Linked DNA regions of Homo sapiens: region 1 is linked to region 2. The links are chromatin loops, found by intact Hi-C in ENCODE. Cell type or tissue: GM12878. All regions are shown on one strand. Links, peaks and the distances in the headings refer to the core of each region. The heading gives the core; the rest is flanking DNA.

The links. A loop is a pair of places that touch in the nucleus more often than their neighbours do. Peaks named below come from ENCODE experiments on the same cell type or tissue, not always from the same donor. Only the 100,000 strongest peaks of a DNase experiment are listed, where the experiment ranks them.
Region 1: it touches region 2 in a loop (4-fold over the local background); 1 of 110 quality-filtered maps calls a loop at or near these places.

The regions. Positions count from the first base shown.
Region 1 is chr2:8,406,350-8,410,953 of GRCh38, reverse strand. No RefSeq gene overlaps it. Among named protein-coding and RNA genes, the nearest start is that of LINC00299, 80 kb to the right of the region's middle. In GM12878, for the core only: no CTCF peak of the experiment used is centred there; DNase peaks (open chromatin) are centred at 1,873 and 3,301; H3K27ac peaks cover 3,271 bases.
Region 2 is chr2:7,823,579-7,828,182 of GRCh38, reverse strand. LOC105373408 (a long non-coding RNA gene) reads left to right here. Exons shown (of 4, transcript XR_922750.1): 3 at 3,559-3,695. Among named protein-coding and RNA genes, the nearest start is that of LINC01871, 100 kb to the right of the region's middle. In GM12878, for the core only: no CTCF peak of the experiment used is centred there; a DNase peak (open chromatin) is centred at 2,242; H3K27ac peaks cover 1,947 bases.

The DNA.
Region 1 (4,604 bases), core at 335-4,334, 580 kb before region 2:
GCCATGCTGCCTGCAGGCTGTGAGCCTCCCCCTTCAAACCTCCAGGAAAGGGAAGAAAGCTCTGCACCTGGCATTGTTAACTTCAGGCTTACAAGAGTTGAGCCAAAGCTAACCTCCCATCTTGGCAAGTTGAAGCCCTACTCACCTTGGAAGGCTCATTGTGAATGGCAACTTCTCCTGGAAGCTCTCCAGATCCTCCCCCAGACAGGGTCTCTCACTCACAGTACTTTGCACAGGGAAATATCTTATTACCATGCAATCTTTTCCACAGTTGTTTGTGTTTGTGTCTTGAAGTCCCGGAGGGCTGGAACTCTATCTATTAATATTTGTGTGTCTTGCATGTAGAAGGTGCTTAATAAATGGTTGCATTAGTAGGTGCTTAATAAGTGGATTCGAATGAAGGGAAAAAAGGTCCTGGAACCTTTTTTCCTCCTCTAATTTTCCCTGTTTTTGGGTGAATTTGCGGCTAAACTATCCTTGTAGTCTGTCCTTCTGATATTTCTTTGTTTCTCTGTAGTCCCATTGTTGATTATTTCTTCCCCATTCATGCATTTACAGGTCTGACCTATATTAGAACTAGCGGTCTCTGGTCTCTGAGTCCTCGAGGGCTGGGTTCCTAACCATCTGTAAGTGCCAAGGCCAGTGCCAGGTCTTTAGTCAAGGTTAATAGATGGCAGCCGGTGAGATAGAATTCCAGCCTCCTGGGAGCCCCTCTCTAACCCTCCTCTGTTCCATCTCCAGCCCACACCCCCTTCTCCCTGGGCCAATCAGCTGCACTATTTCATCCCATCCTAATGAGGGGAGCAGGTGGCCCAGCCATACTCTGGGTCCCTTCTGTGCTTCTCCTTAGTCTTCCCAGCCACTGCTGATCCAGACCCAGACTCACACATGATGTTACGATGATATGGGCTTCAGCTTTGATCAAAGCTGAAAACTGCAGCTGAGACCTGTGCTGGCTGATAAATTAGCAAAGACTGATTTCAGCCAGTTGGGCCAGAGTCTGCAAATAAGTGGTGCCAAGAGCTGTTGGCATAGTTCTAAGTCAGGCCCTTCTAAACTATTCCTTAAAGAACGTCACATCATGGAGGAGGAAACTGGTGGTGTATTGTAGATGTAGGATGGTATCGAAAGGGCCCTCTGTAACCAAGAGGCCAGTAGTTCCCTTTGTCCCTGTTGATTTTCTGCCAGCTTACTCATACTCTGTCAGTAAAGTGGAGGAGAAGGTCATAGAAGAGAAAAAGACAGGGAGGGCCTGCATGTTTCTGTTATTTCCAGTGTGAACATTACAAGCAAGCTCATTAGGGTAATATTTTCAGTGGAAAGGTACATTTCTACTGGGCACAATGTAAGAATATTTTGCTCATGGAATTTTCACTTAACAATAGGGAAAAAAATCCGTTTTCACCAGGCAGCCTGGGCTCCAAGTATGGATTTGACAAGTGTTTCCCCAAATGCCACCAGGTCTGAAGTACGCAGCTGCTATGGAAATTTCAGAACTCTCAAAAGAGCCCCAAATGTATTTTAAACAATCACCAAATCACATATCTAAATTGCTCTTTCTATTGTTGCTAACAACATTTGGGTGTTATAATTAGAGCGACCCCAGAGATCTTGTCTGAGAAATCTTACACATTCATTTAGCTTCTGGACTTTCTGTGCTTTCATTTAGTGTCATGGTGAAATGCAAGGAGTCTGCCTGGCGACTTTCACATCCTATTCATTAGAAGTTTTACTTTCTGGCCCTAAGACGTTGATGTTTGGGTTTTCAGAAGTGTAAGATCATCTTGAATCTGAAACTGTCTTATCTTTGTGTCATTTTTCTTGAAGTCTCACCCACCTGTCTCTCAATCTCATGTCAAAAGTCATCCCATGACTCTTCCATGTTGTCTGATGTGATTTCTGGTTCAGTTTAATGAAGTTGTGAGAAAGCACATCATGGAGATGGAAGGAGGCTGTGTTTTCTACTGTGTGACAGTGTCATTGACTCATCCTAGCGATGCCACTCGCCGCAGGGCTGGAGAGCAGTTGATTGGCTCGAAGAAGAGGGCACATGGATTTATGTAAACCACTTGTGACCATGTTCGGGACTTTTGCAGGGCCTTAAAATTCTATCACAAATGACTCAGCTCTCTTCACAGCTATATTTTTTCAGGCATTTTTCCCCATTCAGGTTTGATAATTTTCTCTCTCAGTTCCTTCTGGTTAATCTTCTTATCTTCAAAATGTAAAACTACCATGCCCATTTTAAAATTAATTTACATGCTGAAGTTTTTTTTTTTTTTTTTTTCCAGACAACTTTCTCCTACCCTTTTTAAAGATGATATCTAACAGGGAAAAATCATGCTGACTTCTTAAAGTCTATTCTGGGATTTATTGGCAATTTGTTCACACACATTAAAGGTTATATTAGAAACTCCCCAAGTACTCACATTAACCAATGAATATAGCATATCGCAGATAACTTGGGCATCACTGTGGGACATAAACAAGGGGTCTCATTGCTTTATAATCTATGTATGTATACCCATTACAGCTTGGTATAGAGTAGCATTGAAAAACAGAGTAAGAATAACTTTTTGCTGGTCGGGCGCAGTGGCTCACAGCTGTAATCCTAGCACTTTGAGAAGCTGAGGTGGGTGGATCACCTGAGGTCAGGAGTTTGAGACCAGCCTGGCCAACATGGTGAAACCCTGTCTCTACTAAAAATACAAAAAAATTAGCTGGGCGTGGTGGCACAAGCCTGTAATCCCAGCTATTGGGGAGGTTGAGGAAGGAGAATCGCTTGAACCCAGGAGGTGGAGGTTGCGGTGAGCGGAGATTGTGCCACTGCACTCCAGCTGTGCAATGGAAGTGATACTCCATCTCAAAAATAAAATAAAATAAATATAAATAAATAATAACAAATAACTTTTTTTCTGTAAATTTTTCTGGATTTTTAGTGTCACACAGCATTTTGGCTCAGTTTTAACTGTTCCAATCACCTGAATTGACATTGTCATCGAGATCTTTATTGAATAAAACTGTGTGAATCAGATTCAGCTTTCTTTTGAGGATTAAAGTAGGCATTGGGAAGTATACAGTATTAGTCAGGGTTCTCTAAGCGAAACGTAACCTGTAGGACATATAGAGATAGACACGTGGGAGGTTTACAATGTTAATGGCTCCCAGGGTTGTGGAGGTCCAGACGTCCTGTGACCTGCCCTTTGCAAGCTGGGGAACCATGAAAGCTGGTGGGGAATTTAGTTCAAGTCTGAAGGCCAGAGAACGAGAAGTTTCAATGTCAGGAGGCAAGAGTAGAAGGATGTCCCAGCTCAAGCAGAGGGAGTGAACTCACCCTTCCTTCACCTTTTACTCTATTCATTGGATAGATGATGACACTCACATTGATGAGGATTGGTGTTCCTTACTCAGTACACTGATTCAAATGCTAATCTCTTCTGGAAACGCTGTACCAGGCAACCCAGAAATACTGTTTTACCAACTATCTGGGTATCTTGTAGCCCAGTCAAGTTGAAACATGAAATTAATGATCACGTATAACTTTGGTTAGACTGGAAGGTACAGAATCTGAAGCTCATAAAGTTCCCACCTTGAGGCCCAGGAAGTACTTTTAGTAAATTGCTGGTTACAGAGAAACCTGGAGGTAGAGTGATGATTTTGGACACAACTTTGTATGCCCCGGGTCTGCCTGAGAACTGAAATACTTCAAGAAAGACCAGGAAGTAATTCAGCTGCTCTGTGGGTGACTTTGTCCAGTATATGGAATAGGAATGAAAACCCCTGGTGAATGGAAAGGCTGGCTTGGTTTTCACACCGTTTCCATGCTGCTCTGCTTCCTGAGGGGCAGTTTAGAAGTTCAAGAGGGCTGTGTCCTCACATGGCCGGGGAGACGGAGCACCAAGCTGGGGCTCTGTGTGGTTCAGATCTGCTACCAACTGCGTGTCATTTAAAATCAGTTCTTTTGTGTAAGGATTTAGAAATAAGCTTTATTTTTAAAATTAATTTGTGTGTGTGTTGAGGGTGGACAGTGCTAATGGCATCATTTTAATTGGGATTTTTTTAAGCATAATTTTTAAATAAAATATTTTCTAATTTCGAGCAAGGATTCCTTTATTGGGGATTTTAGCTTTATCTTTTTTTTTTTTTCCCCTGAGATGGAGTCTTGCTCTGTCACCCAGGCTGGAGTGCAATGGCGCAATCTCAGCTCACTGCAACCGCTGCCTCCCAGGTTCAAGTGATTCTCCTGCCTCAGCCTCCCAAGTAGCTGTGATTACAGGCGCATGCTGCCATGCCTGGCTAATTTTTTCGTATTTTAGTAGAAACGGGGTTTCACCGTGTTCCCCAGGCTGGTTTTGAACTCCTGAGCTCAGGCAATCCACCTGCCTCGGCCTCCCAAAGTGCTAGGATTACAGGCGTGAGCCACTGCGCCTGGCCCGAGGATTTTAGCTTCTTACATAGACCAATAACTATGTTATCTTACTAATAGGCCATATCTAAGTGTTCTTACCACAAAAATGAGAAGTATGTGAGATGTATTGCATATGTTAACTAGCTCAACTTAGCCATTTTACAATATACACATATGATGTTGTGAAAAATATAAA
Region 2 (4,604 bases), core at 249-4,248:
CAGTGCAGATGGGAAATGCTTATTATGCTAATTGAGTTCTGCGTTGTTAGTGGAAATTATTAACTGGAGATGTTAGCAATACCTCTGGTAGAATTAAGGGGGTGACAAAGTAAAAGGCCAAGATAAATGGCACCATGTCTGTAGGATGGACTGGGCCAGGGCTCCAAGTTCAAAGGAAGAAAATAGAGATTTTGTTTGTTAAAAATTTTAATTTAAAGGGTATCACATTTTTATAGTAAAATTTACTGGAAAAGAGATAAAATGATAGGGAAATGGTTTCTGTTTATTTACTAATTCTAAATATGATAATTGCATTAAAATATAGTATTTTAACAAGAAGACACTTAGGAAATGTCAAGAAGAATAAAAGAGCAATAATCCAATGTAAACTCTAATATAACATCCATATAGTTAGACAGGAACACTGAACAAAAAAAGAAGAAAAGAAGTCAGATAGAAGAAGAGTCTCTAACAACATGTACAGAGGACAGTTGTTGAAACTAGTTGAAAAAATAACTTTAACTCCTACCAATATTCTGAAAAGCCAGAAATTGATTGTTTTTCTAGAAAAGTATAGATTAAAAATGGATTCAAGCAGGTAAATAATTTGAACATACCAATAAACATGGAAGGCCTTAAAAAATTCAAAGAATTCACTTTAATGAGTGTCCTGAAACGAGACAGTTCTAAAATTATGTTTTTTCATGCATTTGTGTTTTAGGTAAATCTGGTGTTTCATAGTATATTCCATAGAATATGATGGCGAGTAGGGAAAGAAAAAGAAATTTTATTTTATTTAATTATGAAGATAGCATAACCCTTATACTAAAATCTGAAAAATAAATTATAGAAAAATTATAGATCATCTTAATTTGATATGCTAATATCTATAATGAAATTAAACAATAAGGTATAAATATCCGTAACGAAATTGAACAGTAGAATATATAAAATATTAAAACCAGAAAGGGCTTATAACTCAGGAATTAAATAATCCTTCTCTATTAATTAATGTATAGCTACTTCACAATATACATTTCAAGAAAGATAACATATATTTAAAAATATGGTAGGTGTTAAAAATACTTGCTAAATGTTCATTTCCGTTTAAAAATGTAGTGTTACATAGTAGAATGGTAGCCTTTCAAAACATATGCCCACATCCTATTCCCTGGAACCTGCAACCTTACTTGGAAACAGAATCTTTGCAGATGTAAACAACTTAAAGACCTCGAGATGAGATCATCTGTATTATTTGAGTGGGCCCTAAATCCAATGACAAGCATATTATAAGAGACACACAGACGAAAGGCAGGCACAATACTAGGAAGCAACTAACCAGAGAGGCAGAGATTGGAGTGATGCGGCCATAAGCCAAAGGCCAGCTGGAGCTGCCAGAAGCTGGAAGAGGCAAAGGAAGAAAGTATCTGTTGCTTTGGAGGCACTAAAAGGACACCTTGATTTTGGACTGCCGGCCTCTAGAATATGAAAGAACACATTTCTGTTATTTTAAACCACCAGTTGGTGGTAAGTTTTTACATCAGTCTCAGAAAACTAATTTAAAAACTTTAAAGTATTAATAGATGGATACTTATGTATTATGATGAAAAGTATCTATCTGCCAACGCTGGACTCTGTAAGTGCTTAAAATATAACTGCAACTTCTCCTGGATAGAGCAAAGGATTTGATTGCTAAATCTTTTGGACCAATCATGAGTTTATGACAGTGGACAAGTTTGCTTGTAGGTAAACCTCACTTTCTTCATCTCTAAAACGTGGTTAACAAAACACCATTCAGAGTAATTATTACAATTTGACATAATGCATTAAAAAGTTTACACAGTTCCCAGCACACAATAAGCACGTGATAAATATATTCCATACACACAGATACACAAAAGGACATGGTACCTGGGGCCACGCTGATTGACATCTGGCAGCTTCTAATTTCATTATGTGGTTCAGTAAGACAAGTGCTATTGTACAAAAGTAAAGCTAACAAGCTTAAACCAAAGTTTATTTTTTTCTTCATATGACTCAAAAAGAAATAACATCAAAGAAAAATCAGTTACAATTACAAAATGACTAAACTATAAGAAAAGTGTAAGGACCTTTTGTATCGGCTATGAATGAGAACATACTTTCCCAAAAGCTGTCTTTAAAAGCTGTGAACACCAGAGAAAAGCAGTGCCGCACACCCAGGTGCTCTCTGTGGGCGTGCTCTGCAGATGACTTGGGGTTAGGAAAGTGAGTTTCTAGAATTCTTGGCTTGTGCATCTGAGAGGTACTTTCCTCGGCTTGTTTGTTTTGCGTGAAGAGTTGCTAGGAATGATTCAGAATGTACATGTTTGTGTAGTGAAAGTCCTGGGGTTCTGGCATCCAGTGAGGGTCCTGGCCCCTGTACAAAGTCTTCTTTCTCATGTGGGAGCTGGCTGCTCCCCGGAAGTGGGTATAAAAGTCAGACAGCATTCCTCTCATTCCCAACCAAACAGGTCTCTCACAGAGAGGGAAATAAATGTCCCACTGGCCTGTGTGGGGGCGTTCCGGAAAAGGGCCTATTTCCATTCTCCAGGCACTTCTACAACTGCCCTGATGTCTGGAAGAGCCTTCGTGATTGGTGAAAATACAACTGATTTTCTAGTAGAAATATAGCTTCCCTCCAGAAGATCTATTCCACCTGAGCAAGAAGCTGGTTCTTTAGGCTGAGGATGGTATGGAGACTGTCTTAGTCTGTTTTGTGCTGCTATAACAAAATACCAGAGACTGAATAATTTGTAAATAACAGAAATGTATTCCTCACAGTTCTGGAGGCTGGGAAGTCGAAGACCAAGGTGCCAGCAGATTTGGTGTCTGGTCTGTTTCTAAGGTGGCACCTTGTTACTTCATCTTCCAGAAGATACAAAGGATGTGTCCTCACATGACAAGGCCAAGTGAGCTGAATACTGCTTGAAGTCTCTTCTATAAAGGCCTCAATTCCATTCTCAAGAGAGGGGCCCTCATAGCTTAATCACCTCTTAAAGGTCTCATCTCTTACTACCACCACATTGACCATTAAGATTCAACACCTGAAGTTTGGAGGGGACCCATTCCAACCCTAGCAGGGATTACCTCTCCTGTCCTTCCACTCATCAGTGAAAGGATGCCTCTGTCCCCCTCTCCTGTTTCTGGACCTATTAGATTTAAGGACATTTAGAAAGGGAGAAATGGCTGAGGAAGTTAAAAAAAAATGGTTTGATAAACTGTGGAATAAAAATAATCTCCATAGAACTTAATTGGTACTTTTTACTTGAGGGAAATCCATGTGGCCCCAGTTAGCATGATTATTTTTGGTCATGCTTGACATCTATGTTTGCAAGAATATTAATTTATTTGGCTGACAAGCCATGAAATGTCTATCTTTATGTTTCCCATTTGGTTATTCATCCTATGCATTAGGGAAAACACAAAGAAACCTAAAGACACCAGTAGGTGGTCCAAGTGGGGAGGCAAACACTGGCAACTGACACATCTTGCTATGTGTAAAAATCTATGCTCACGTCGCTCTGTTTTATTCCACAGGTTGTGCTATTAGAGATTAGAGGAGTTAATGTAGGTGCAGCTTCCTCACAGAAAATGCAAGACACACAAGGGCTGCTTTCAGCATTCTGCTTGATCGTGCACAGCTAGACGCAGAGCACTCAGGAGCACACAGGAGGGTAATAAAAATCACATCCACCATGCTTTCTGGTTTGCAAAAGCCCTTTGGGAATGTCATCTCATGTGCCTGAATGCAGTGCTCCCTACCTCTGCTTCTCACAGTGGGGTTCTCCTTCCAGATCCTGGTGTCCAGGAGAAACCTAGACATGGTCTTTATCACATTCAGACACTTCTCCATCTGCATGAGCAAGTACAGGATAAGGTGCTATGTTTTACTATCTTTGTACTGTCAGGGATGCAGATGGATAAGTGGTATTTTGGCACTAATTTGCAAAGCTAAAGGCCCCAGCTCCTAGTTACAAAGAATTTTTTGCTTCTCTTTAGTGGTTTCCATAGCAGTGTGTTTCTCCCCACAGAACAAGCTCTGGAAGAATTAGCACAAGAGTTTTGGAGATGATACTACTTGTTTCATTTTACAGTGCTTACCCTTTGACAATAGCTGCGTTCTTTGCTACATCTGAGGTTCATGATATTTTTATACCAAATCAAGAACTTAATTTAAAATACTGTCCAAAATAACATCTCATACAAACTTGGAAATCTTGGGAAAAAAAAATAACCAACCATTATGAAACTTTTAACCCACTCTATAATTTCAAGGGATAAAAAGCTCTTTATGTGAAAATGTATTGATAACATTTTGCCAAACACACAAGGACTCGAATCTTTCCCATGATGAAAAGATTTCTTCACCCATTGGGAAGATGTGTTTGCTTCTTATTTCATTCAACAAACACTTACTACACACAAGGTACATGCCAGCATTGCTTCAACCCTTGGAGATATACAGCCCTAGGACATTGTCCTCAAAGAACAGCAAGAGTGTAGTGTGAGATTTTTTAAAAAGGAAAAGATGAAGGCAATATGGCAGTGGTTGAGGGAGGGCTTTCCAGTGTCTGTGGAGTATG